Linked DNA regions of Homo sapiens: region 2 is linked to region 1. Evidence: read pairs that join two places in POLR2A ChIA-PET (ENCODE). Cell type or tissue: PC-9. All regions are shown on one strand. Links, peaks and the distances in the headings refer to the core of each region. The heading gives the core; the rest is flanking DNA.

What was found. ChIA-PET counts read pairs that join two places held together with the same protein. Peaks named below come from ENCODE experiments on the same cell type or tissue, not always from the same donor. Only the 100,000 strongest peaks of a DNase experiment are listed, where the experiment ranks them.
Region 2: POLR2A ChIA-PET joins it to region 1 with 10 read pairs; 3 of 35 experiments call an interaction of 5 or more read pairs at or near these places.

The regions. Positions count from the first base shown.
Region 1 is chr17:19,759,835-19,765,204 of GRCh38, reverse strand. No RefSeq gene overlaps it. Among named protein-coding and RNA genes, the nearest start is that of ALDH3A1, 14 kb to the right of the region's middle. RefSeq lists enhancers at 2,619-2,708, 2,243-2,743, 5,271-5,370. In PC-9, for the core only: CTCF peaks have their summits at 2,310 and 2,512 (motif pointing right); no DNase peak of the experiment used is centred there.
Region 2 is chr17:19,247,005-19,252,374 of GRCh38, reverse strand. The region is part of intron 1 of EPN2 (epsin 2); the gene reads right to left. Among named protein-coding and RNA genes, the nearest start is that of EPN2, 12 kb to the right of the region's middle. In PC-9, for the core only: no CTCF peak of the experiment used is centred there; DNase peaks (open chromatin) are centred at 3,294 and 4,014; H3K27ac peaks cover 2,608 bases.

The DNA.
Region 1 (5,370 bases), core at 251-5,250:
ACTGTGTCCCTAGCTCCTAGGACAGTACCTGGGAGATAGTAGGTACTCAACATATATCTGATATTTGTGGAAAATAATGGCTGACATACACTGCATGTCTTCCCCATGCCAGTCAGTTTTTTTTTTTTTTTTTTAGACGGAGTCTCACTCTTGCCCAGTCTGGAGTGCAGTGGCGCGATCTCAGCTCACTGCACCTCTGCCATCTGGGTTCAAGAGATTATCCTGCCTAAATCTCCCAAGTAGCTGGGATTACAGGTGCCTGCCACCACGCCTGGCTAATTTTTGTAGTTTTAGTAGAGATGGGATTTCACCATCTTGGCCAGGCTGGTCTTGAACTCCTGACCTCAGGTGATCCACCTGCCTCAGCCTCCCAAAGTGCTGGGATTACAGGTGTAAGCCACTGCGCCCTGCCTGCCAGTCACAGTTCTAAGCATTTTATATGAACCCACAGCCAGCCCATGAGGAAACTGAAGCTTAGAGAGGTTAAGTAACTTGCTTAATTTCTCATAGGTGGTGAGTCCCTGAGCCAGGATTCTAACTCAGGCAGGCTTCCTCCAGAGCTCATGTTCTTACAGCCCATCTCTAGATGTAAATGAAGCAGATGGATCTGCTTAGGTGCAGCTTTAAGCATGTTTATGTATATGTGAGCAAGTCGGGGATTTCAGCTCACAACAGAACACAGGCTGTCAGCACTGTCACTGTGTGACTGCAGGTCAGAGAGTCTGGGTGGGAAGAGAGAGAGGGAGAGGTATGTTGATGAGCTTGCAGCCTTTTTTTTTTTTTTTTTTTTTAAGACGGAGTCTGGCTCAGTCGCCCAGGCTGGAATGCAGTGGCGAGATCTTGGCTCACTCCAACCTCTGCCTCCCGGGTTCAAGCAATTCTCCTGCCTCAACCTCCAGAGTAGCTGGGACTACAGGCGCCCGCCACCATGTTTGGCTAATTTTTGTATTTCTAGTAGAGATGGTGTCTTACCATGTTGGCCAGCTGGTCAGGAACTCCTGACCTCAAGTGATCCACCCACCTCGGCCTCCCAAAGTGCTGGGATTGCAGATGTGAGCCACCGTGCCCAGCCTTGCAGCCATTTTTAAGCATGGGATGTGGCTTAATCAGATTGGCAGGTTGCAGAAAAGATGAGAGGGGCACAGATGGATTCAGGGAGACCAGATGAAACTTACTCACATGAGAATGATGGATGATTTCAATAGATGAGTAGGAGTTAAAATGCCTTGGAGATCAATAGGATGTGGGTATCTATCAGTATTCTCAGTTGCTAGAAAGTGTATGAGTTAATTTTTGCTGTATAACAAGCCACTCCAAAACTTAATGGCTTAAAATAATAAGCATGTATTATTTCTCATCATGCTTATGGGCGAGTTAGGCAGTTCTGGTCTGAGTCAACATGGCTGGTGGTCAGTGGTCTAAGACAACTTCACTTGGGTTTGTAGACTTGCATGATGTTTAGCTGGGACATCAAGGATGACTTGGCCTCCTGTCTGCCATCATCTGGCAGGCCAGCTCAGCCTTGTTTACATGGTGGTGTCCCATGGTAGGTGGAGAGCAAGTCCCAGGGCGCAATCACCAGCACCCTACGTGTCTCTGTGCCTCATATTTGCCAGTGTCCCATTGGCCAAAGCAAGCCCCATGACCAAGCCCAGATTCAGGAGGTGGAGAAATCCCCCTATTGATGGGGTTTATAGCAAAGGCACATTGTAAAGCTCTGTACATACAGGGATGGGAGGAATTCCTATGGCCATTTTGTGCAGCTTAGCAAAAATGGGAACATAGGAACAACTTTGGCTTATTTAAGCAGAAAAGAACTTGTTATTTTTTTTAAAGGCTATTTGTAAGAATTTGGGGGAGGCCTGGAGAGCTGGGGAAAAAAAGTCAGAAATGAAGCTGCAGAACTGGAATAGGCAGAGGATGTCAATGCATTGCTGACACTGTGTCCGCTGCCTCTCGGGAAATTTGATCTTGTGGCAACCACTACTGCTGTCAGAGAGAAAAACCCCTGAGGTCCCCACATCTTGGCTCTTTTAAGGTCCAGTGTCGGCCTGTTGGATTGGTGAAGCTAGGTCACATGCTAGGAGACCCTGTCTGCAAGGTGGGCAGAGCTTCCAGCAGCGTGCCTGGCATAGCCTTTGTATAGAGAGGAGAGGCTGGGGGGAAGGAGAGACACAGACATGCGGGCAGTGGTGCATGGCTTTGCTGATTGGTCAGGGGCTTAGAAGAAGCAAGATTGGCAAGTTGGAGCGAAGGCGATCTGGAGAAGACTTGTGATAACCCAGGCAGTGAGCAGACAGTACTGTGTTTAGTGTCAGCGCCCACCAGAGGGGCACAGGACAAACCAGGTGGACAGGACGACTTGTCCAGTGAAGGTCAACTGGCCTCCATCCTTGGCCACCCTGATGCTTGCACCGTGAGCCCAGGATAAGCCTGCCATGGTGAAGGAGCTGCAGGCTACCCGTGGGCCCAGCAGGCTGATTTTGCTAAGCTCAACCTGCCAGCAGCAGAGGGCAGTGCTGAGTCCTCCGGGTGCACCATTGCCAGGGGAGACCAGCCAGACCGTTGCTCAGGCGCCCCCGCGGAAATAGCCAGGACCCAACTCAGTGTTGCCCTTGCGCTGGCTCTCCTTCCCCGGCCCTGCTTTTGAGGGATGCTAAGTGAGACTGCTTTGAGCGTCTCCCTCCGATGGAGGGCTGAGGCTGCTGGCACCCCTCCTTGGTGGCACCTTTGGGAGAGCTTTTCTATGTATCTTCTGAAGCTTGGGGGACATGCTAGGTGGGTGTCTGCTGCCTGAAAAATCAAATGGCCAGGAGTTCATTTCTGGCCAGCTGCTCTCAAACACTTTGTAGGCCAAAGACTGTGCAGCAGTGCCAAGGGGGCGATGTGGGCAGAGACGCAGGCAGGGAGAGCTGGGGGTCCTGTCCAACATGGCTGCTCCAGGGCTTGGGGTAAGGGGGCCTTGGCAGGAAAGCAGGGGGTGTCTGTCAGAGGCTAAGGAGCAGCAGAGGAGCATGAGCCGTCTGTAGAGATGGCATCTCCTCCGTCAAAGGGAGCCCAGGGCAGCAGTCCTTGGGAACAGAGGGTGTGGGAGGCTGTCAAAAGCTGCTGTGTGAGCGAGCAAGCCTCGGACCTCAGAAGAAACCACCTGAGACTGGCGCGAGACAAGAAAGCTGCTCCCCAGCCCCTTTGCCTACCTTCCCTCTGTGATCTTAGTGGAGCCCGGGCTCACTGAGGCCGAGGAGGAGGAGGAGGAGGAGGAGGAGGAGAAGGAGGAGCAAGGTGGGGAGGCTGAGAAGCCTATAGGGCCTCCTGCCCACCACAGCACCTGCAGCTGCAGAGGCCCACGGGGTGAGGTACTTGGAAGAGGCTCCAAGGATTACCCCAACGGGCATTTTTTTTTTTTTTTTTGAGATAGAGTCTCGCTCTGTTGCCCAGGCTGGAGTGCAGTGGTGTGATCTCGGCTCATTGCAACCTCCGCTGCCAATGTTCAAGCGATTCTCCTGCCTCAGCCTCTCGAGTAGCTGGGACTACAGGCGTGTGCCACCACGCTGAGCTAATTTTCTTGTATTTTTAGTAGAAACGGGGTTTTGCCATGTTGGCCAGGCTGGTCTCGAACTCCTGATCTCAGGTGATCTGCTTGCCTCGGCCTCCCAAAATGCTGGGATTACAGGTGTGAACAACCACGCCCGTCCCCAACAGGCATTTTTTTTTAACTGACTGAAATCAAGTTGTTATTCATGATCGGAGAGGGAACATCATGGACTTGCCCCAGTTCTCGTCCCAAGGTCCAGGAAGAACTAGCTGCAGAGCTCAGAGGAGAGAAAAGAGAGTTGTTTTTCTGACGGCAAACTCTGAGACCTGCCTGTTCACTGTAGCGATTAAGTAACCTCCATGAAAATAAGTGTTGTGAGGATGTGGAGAAATTGGAACCCTTGTGCATGGCGGTTGGGAATGTTAAAATGGTGCAGCTGCTGTGGAGAACAGTCTGGCAGTTCCTCAGAAAGTTAAACGTAGGATTACCACATGATCCAGCAATTCTGCTTCTGATTATATACCTGAGAGAAGCGAAAGAGGGTCTCGAGGAAATCCTCGCACCCCCATGTTCATTGCAGCGTGATTTGCAATAGCCAAAAGGTGGAGGCAGCCCAAGTGTCCACGGGCTGGTGAGTGGAGGAGTAAAATGAGGCATAGACAGATGGTGGGATGTTATTCAGCCTGAAAAAGGAAGGAAATCCTGACGTGCTGCAACACGGGATGCATCTTGAGGACATCACGCTGAGTGAAAGAAGCCAGACACAGAAGGACAAATTTTGTATGATTCCACTTCCATGAGGCACTGAGTCGTCAGGTTCATAGAGACAGAGGAGAATGGTGGTTTCCAGTGGCTCTGGGGAGTTTTTTTAATGGACACAGAGTTTCAGTTTGGGGAGGATGAAAAAGTCCTGGAGATGGATAGAGCTGATGACTGCACACAGTGTGAATGTGCTTAATGCCACTGAGCTCTACACTTGAAAACGGTTACAATGGTGAATCTATTTTATGTATTTTTACCACAAAAGAAATATGAAAAAAATAGGTCTACATGGAAAAATAAGGCACTTGTTTGCCAGTGTTTGTTCCTTAGTTCCAGCTCTGATCCTGCTGGCCCCAGACAGGCATCATCAGTTATGAGAGAGCACCTTTCTCCTGACCAGGGCTGTCACTGTGTAAAGCTCATCGCTCACAGTGGGACCTTGGCAGTGTGAGCTGAAGGCGCATGGAAGAAAAAGTCGGTGCAGATGAGATCAGAAGCCGAGGGCTCTGGCGCTGAGCATCTTAGTGAGGAGGGCCAGGTGGGCCTCCCTAAGGGAGAGGGAGAGAGGAGGGGCCTCGGGCCATGGTGTCAGCTTCCGAGGAGCTGGGATTTGTGGAGACAAGCACTGTCCTGCGGCCTGGATGCACCACAGGGCTTGGAGGAGCCCTCTCCACCCCAGGTCCTGAGGCGTGAGGGGCCTGGAGAAAGGCAGCACCCTTGGGAAGGAGGGCCGCAGGGAAGCCGCCCTGGTCCTTTGGGCAAACAGATTTCGGGTTCAGGAAGGGAGGAGGAGGACTGTGCTTTCCAGAGGGCCCAGAGGCAGGGTTTGGGTGGATGGATGGACAAGAGGGTGGCAGGAAGGAGGGGTGGGGCGTGGGGCGGGGCAGCCAAGGAGCAGGGAGCGTGGAAATCTCGAAATGACAGGTGAGTGGGGAGTGAGGCCCCATGGATTCGTGCAGGAGGAAGGCATTAGGCCACGTGTTGAGATGCTTGCTTTTGGTGGCAAGCAGGCCTCGGGGCTAGGGCTGTGCGTGTGAGTGTGGGGCCTCACTGAGCACAGGCATGGGAGTCCA
Region 2 (5,370 bases), core at 283-5,282, 510 kb after region 1:
CCAAAGATCTTTATCATTAATATACTCTGTAGATAAAATGACAGGCTGCCCTTAAGCTGTCAAACTCTGGTGGCTCAACCAGGTATGCTCCACACTGAGCCCAACAGTGTAGACTCACTCAATGCAGGCCCCTTCACAGAAGGCACACAAAAGGCCCCTCAGAAAACAATCAGAGCCCCAGTTCAGACCACCAGGCAGCAGTGCAGGGAGCTGTGCGGCCTAGTCTCTCTCACATTAGGTATCCCTAATGTGAAAATCCAAAATCCAAAATGTTCCAAAATCAGAAACTTCTTGAGCAGCAGCAACATGATACCACAAGTGGAAAACTCCACACCTGACTTCATGCAACGGGGTCACAATCAAAATGCAGTCAAATCTTTGTTTTGTACACAAACTTATTTAAAATATTATATAAAATTATCTTCAAGCTATGGGTGTAAGGTATACACAAAACATAAATGAATTTCACGTTTAGACTTGGGTTCCATCCCCAAGATATCTCATTATGCATATGCAAACACTGAAAAATCCAAAAAAGTCTACTATCTAAAAGATTTCTAGTCCCAAGCAGTTCAGACAAGGGATACTCAACCTGTATGATATCCAAGCTTCCAAGTTGCCTGCTCAACACTCAACTACCTGGCCGGGTGCAGTGGCTCACGCCTGTAATCCCAACACTTTGGGAAGCCAAGGTGGGCAGATCACCTGAGGTCAGCAGTTCAAAACCAGCCTGGCCAATATGGTGAAACCCTGTCTCTACTAAAAATACAAAAATTAGCCAGGAGTGGCGGCGTGCACCTCTAATCCCAGCTACTCAGGAGGCTGAGGCAAGAGGATCGCTTGAACCTGGGAGGCAGAGGTTGCAGTGAGCTGAGATTACACAACTGCACTTCTCAAAAAAAAAAAATTCAACTACAAGCTGGGGGTCCAGGCGATGTCTGCAAACTCAGGGATCTTCCACTGAAACGCTTTTAACAGAGCCCCACAAACAACCCCACCCAACACACAGTGCAAAGAGAGCTCACCTCCAGGCTTGGGAGCTGAAGGAAGCAAGATCCTGCCTCTCCAGATGCAGTAAGAAGCTGACACTGTGATTGCCTATCCATTTGTTTCCCCTATCCCTCTTCTAGAACTAGAGGTAGGGCAGGAGTCCCCATGGCATTCCCAATGTCTAGGAGAGTGCAAGGCACACAGATGTTCAACTACATGCTTGTTGTGTGATCCTGGTTTTTAATGGATATTGCTCTAAAGGTACACTATAAAGACTTGCTTTTCACAAACACCAATGCAAGACATAAAAGGGAAGGCATCAGAATGTACTAGTGTTGGGTGCCAGAAAAGGAGGGGACAAGAGACAAGGAATCATGGCACAAACAATCCCACCTAAAATAGCACCAGAGATGCTGCAGAATGTAGAGCCCTGGGTCAGAGAGAGAAGGGCACAGAGAGGAGGAGGGACAGTGTGTGCCAGGCAGAGGCAGAAGAGGCTTCAGGGAAAGGGTATAGAGGCAGTAAGTGAGGGGGGAGGTGCAGGGGGGCAAGTAGCAGGGTATGAACAGAAAGGTAGACAAACTCAGCCACCCTGCGTTGGGGATTCTGCCCTGACTGGACTCTGTGTAAGCCCCTGTGTCCCCAGAGCAGGGACCAGACAACCAGGGGAAATAAGCAGGCACCATGTGGAGGGTGGAAGTCTGTGGAGAACTGGCACCCGCAAGCCCCAACTAGAGATGGCGCCGACACTGGCTCTGACCCACTGTTACCAGGCAACAGTACAGGCCCCAGGCTGCCAAGTGTTCTGATTTGTCAATGAAGCTGCAAGACTAGGAGGCTATGTAAGATCTCCTGTTTTTAATATTGGCAACTATGACCAACAAATAGTGGCCTCCCAAAGATAACCACATCTTAACCTCAGAACCTGTGAATATGTTAGGTTTTGTGGCAAAGGAGAATTAAGGTAGCAGTTAGAATTTAAGTTTCTAGGCAGGGCATGGTGGTTCACGCCTGTAATCCCAGCACTTTGGGAGGCTGATACAGGCGGATCACTTGAGGTTAGGGGTTCGACACCAGCCTGGCCAACATGGTGAAACCCTATCTCTATTAAAAAATACAAAAATTAGCCAGGCATGGTCGCGCACACCTGTAATCCCAGCTACTCGGGAGGCTGAGGCAGGAGAATCCCTTGAACCAGGGAGGCGGAGGTTGCAGTGCGCCGAGATAGGCATCACTGCACTCCAGCCTAGGAGACAGAGAGAGGCTCCGTCTGAAAAAAAAAAAAAAATTCAGTTTCTAATCAGCTGACTTTAAAACATAGTATCCTGGATTATTCAGTGTGCCCAACGTAATCACAAGGATCCTTAAAAGTGGAAGTGGGAGGCAGAAGAGTCAGGGTCAGAGAGAAACCACGTGGGAAAGAGTGGAAAACCGCAGCTGGCTTTAAAGATGGAAGGAGCACGAGCCAAGGAACACAAAAGGCCTCAAGAAGTTGGAAAGGCAGAGAAAACGGGTTCCCCCCCAGAGCCTCCAGCAGGAACCAGCTCTAACTACACCATGACCCCAGCCCATTAAGACCTGTGTCGGACTTCCCGCCTATACAACTGCATTGTTTTAAGCCACTGCATTTGTGGCAATTTGTCACAGCAGCCATAGGAAACTGACAGAGCAACCAATTTCAATGTTTAGAAAGAGGCACAAACAAAACACATCTGTGAGCTCAATCCACCTAAGGACCACTTTTCTAGTCCAGACTGGGCAGAGTCAAGGGCAAGGACTATTTCCTGGGTGCCCAGCACGGAGCCTAGCACACAGCAGCTCTCTGACATTCACCCCAAGTTAACGCAAGGTCCCTTACCTTTACCACATGGTCATAAAATTATCCAGGGATTTCTGGAAAATAGAGCTGCTTAACTGAAAGGAGTTCTATTCCCAAGAGACTGTTTAATCACATAGACATTACCCAGAGGCCTTGGGAAACTGGCCTGGAGTAGAGGAGGGAACATCCATCTCACTGCAAACAGAAAAAAGTGAGGGCTCTTCAGGTCCTCTGGAAGAAACCTCCAACCTCTCCCTCCCAGCCACCCTCAGGGTGCCAGCTTGCTCACTGCAGCTCCAGATAACTTCGGTTGTTCTTCAACAGCAGAGGAACACTTCTCAAGTGGGCTCTTTTTAGCTCCCCACTTTCACCAGCACAGAGATGCTCTGATTAGAGGTGGGGTGGAAGGCCCACAGTCCTGCCCACTCACCGCCAAAAGGCTACGTGAAAACCACAGCCCATGAGTCAAACCTCACCAAGCTCGCCTGTCCTGCCTGGAGAGTCTGGTCAGCAGGCAGCTGGGCCTCTGCCACATGTCCAGCTCTTCCTCCTCTGCGCCCTCCTTGCTCAGCTCAGGCCTCTGCATAATGCAGCTCCCTCGGCCAGGGATCCTCTCATCTCTGTCCCTGAGAACTCCCACTTTTCCTTCAAGACTCGACTCACATACTATTTCCTCGAAGCCTTCTCTGGTTCCCAGGTTCCATTCTAGTGTCTGACACCACTTTCTAAACTTCCCTCCCCCAGCTATCTCCCAAAGCTAATATTACTTGTTACTGAGGCAAGAGCCACCATCTGCAGACCAAAAACTATTTTGAAATGTAAGAGGAACTTAAATTTTATTCACTCAGGCGTTCCCAGCCAACAGCACATAATACATATGTGCTCAATAAGCATTAAGTAAAGAATAAATGAAGTGGACTATAAACTCATTTTTTGACTGAAATACCATATATTACAATGACACTGTGACATGCATTAACTGTACCATGTAAAATCCCACTTCTAGACTTTGACTAATAAACTGAATCTATCTAAATTAGTAACTCCACATTACAACTATCTTTAATAAAATTAAAGAAATGTAATTTAAAATTTTACATGTACCATCTGCTGCAGTCATTACAATTTAGGGTGTGGGGAGGAACTTGGCTAGCAAGCTTGAGAGAACAGATAAGAACCTGCTGTGCCTGCTCTGTGGCTAAAATGCAGGTTGAAAGGAGGCTTGCCAAATAGGTGGATCACAGTCTCTTCTGCCCATCCCTTGTTTAAACTTTCTACTAAGCTGTCCTTCTTTATTTACCAAGGTAGCTTAGAGGCGTATTTCAGCCAGGGTGATCATTTCTGCCAGTTCCTCTCCAGCCCTGATTCCACCAGCCAATCCACAGTCATTCTACAATAGCTCAGGAACCCAGTCCCCGCACCACATTACTTCAAAGGCTTCTTCTGGCTTCAATTTTCCCCTTCCAATCCCTGACACTCCCAGAGGCTCCTCCAAGCACACAGCTCAGCTTCTCAACCCACACAGACTATGAGAATTAACTGGGGGCACTTCTAAAAATTACTGGCTCCCCCTTGATTGGTCTGGGGTAGGGCCCCATCATGGGCATTTTTCTAGCTTTCCAGGCCACATGATTTGCAGGCTCCCAGGGAGTCAAATCCAAACTTCCCAGCCAGCACTGAGGCCCCCTTTACTCCCTAAACACAACTCAACTCTGGCTTCTCTTCATTCTCCATCTCTAGAACTGCTATCTAGCCAGTCTCAGGAAGCCAGTCTGGGCCAGGCCCCCACCCACAGAGATTACTCCGCAGGGCCCCCTTCTCAAACACTTGAGGTGGCACCCACTCAAGACCTACCCTGCTCCCTACTACCCAGAAAACCAAACCCCAAGGCTGCTGTCTCATCAGAGCCAGTGGCCATCTGGCCACCTGGGAGCTCACTGCTCCCAGCAGGCATCCACCCGTCACCAGCTGCAGGAGCCAGCACACACTCAAGCACCTACCCCATCCCATCTCAAGCTTTAACTCCTGCTGTTCCTGAGATCCGAAATACCTTCCCATCTGCCTTCCACTTAGGGATACTGTTTCTTGTTCTTCAAGGTCCAGCTCAAATCCTACCTTCTCCTGATAGCTTCCCTGACTTCTAAATTTTTTCTCCATTCTTGACCCCCTGACAAAGAATCAAAATCATGGCTCAACAAACTGCTAGCTTCTGTCTCACAAATAGTAACTTTGTCTTCTCAATTAGATTAAGTTCTTGGTGGCATTTCATTTATAACCATTATTTGCCTCTAGATCACGTGTTCCATATTTTTCAGGTTGACACTGGCCTCAGTCATGAAACTGTCCTTGAAATGCCCATACTTCTACATCTCCCAGCTGCTTCTCATAAAGTGACATACAAATTCTTTCTCCAATCAGATGTTTCCCAAATTTTGTCATCCATAGTATAGTCATTATATCCCAGGACAGCTCTGAGTATCAAAAAGGCACACAGGGGGCTGGGCGCAGTGGCTCACGCCTGTAATCCCAGTACTTTGGGAAGCTGAGGTGGGCAGATCACG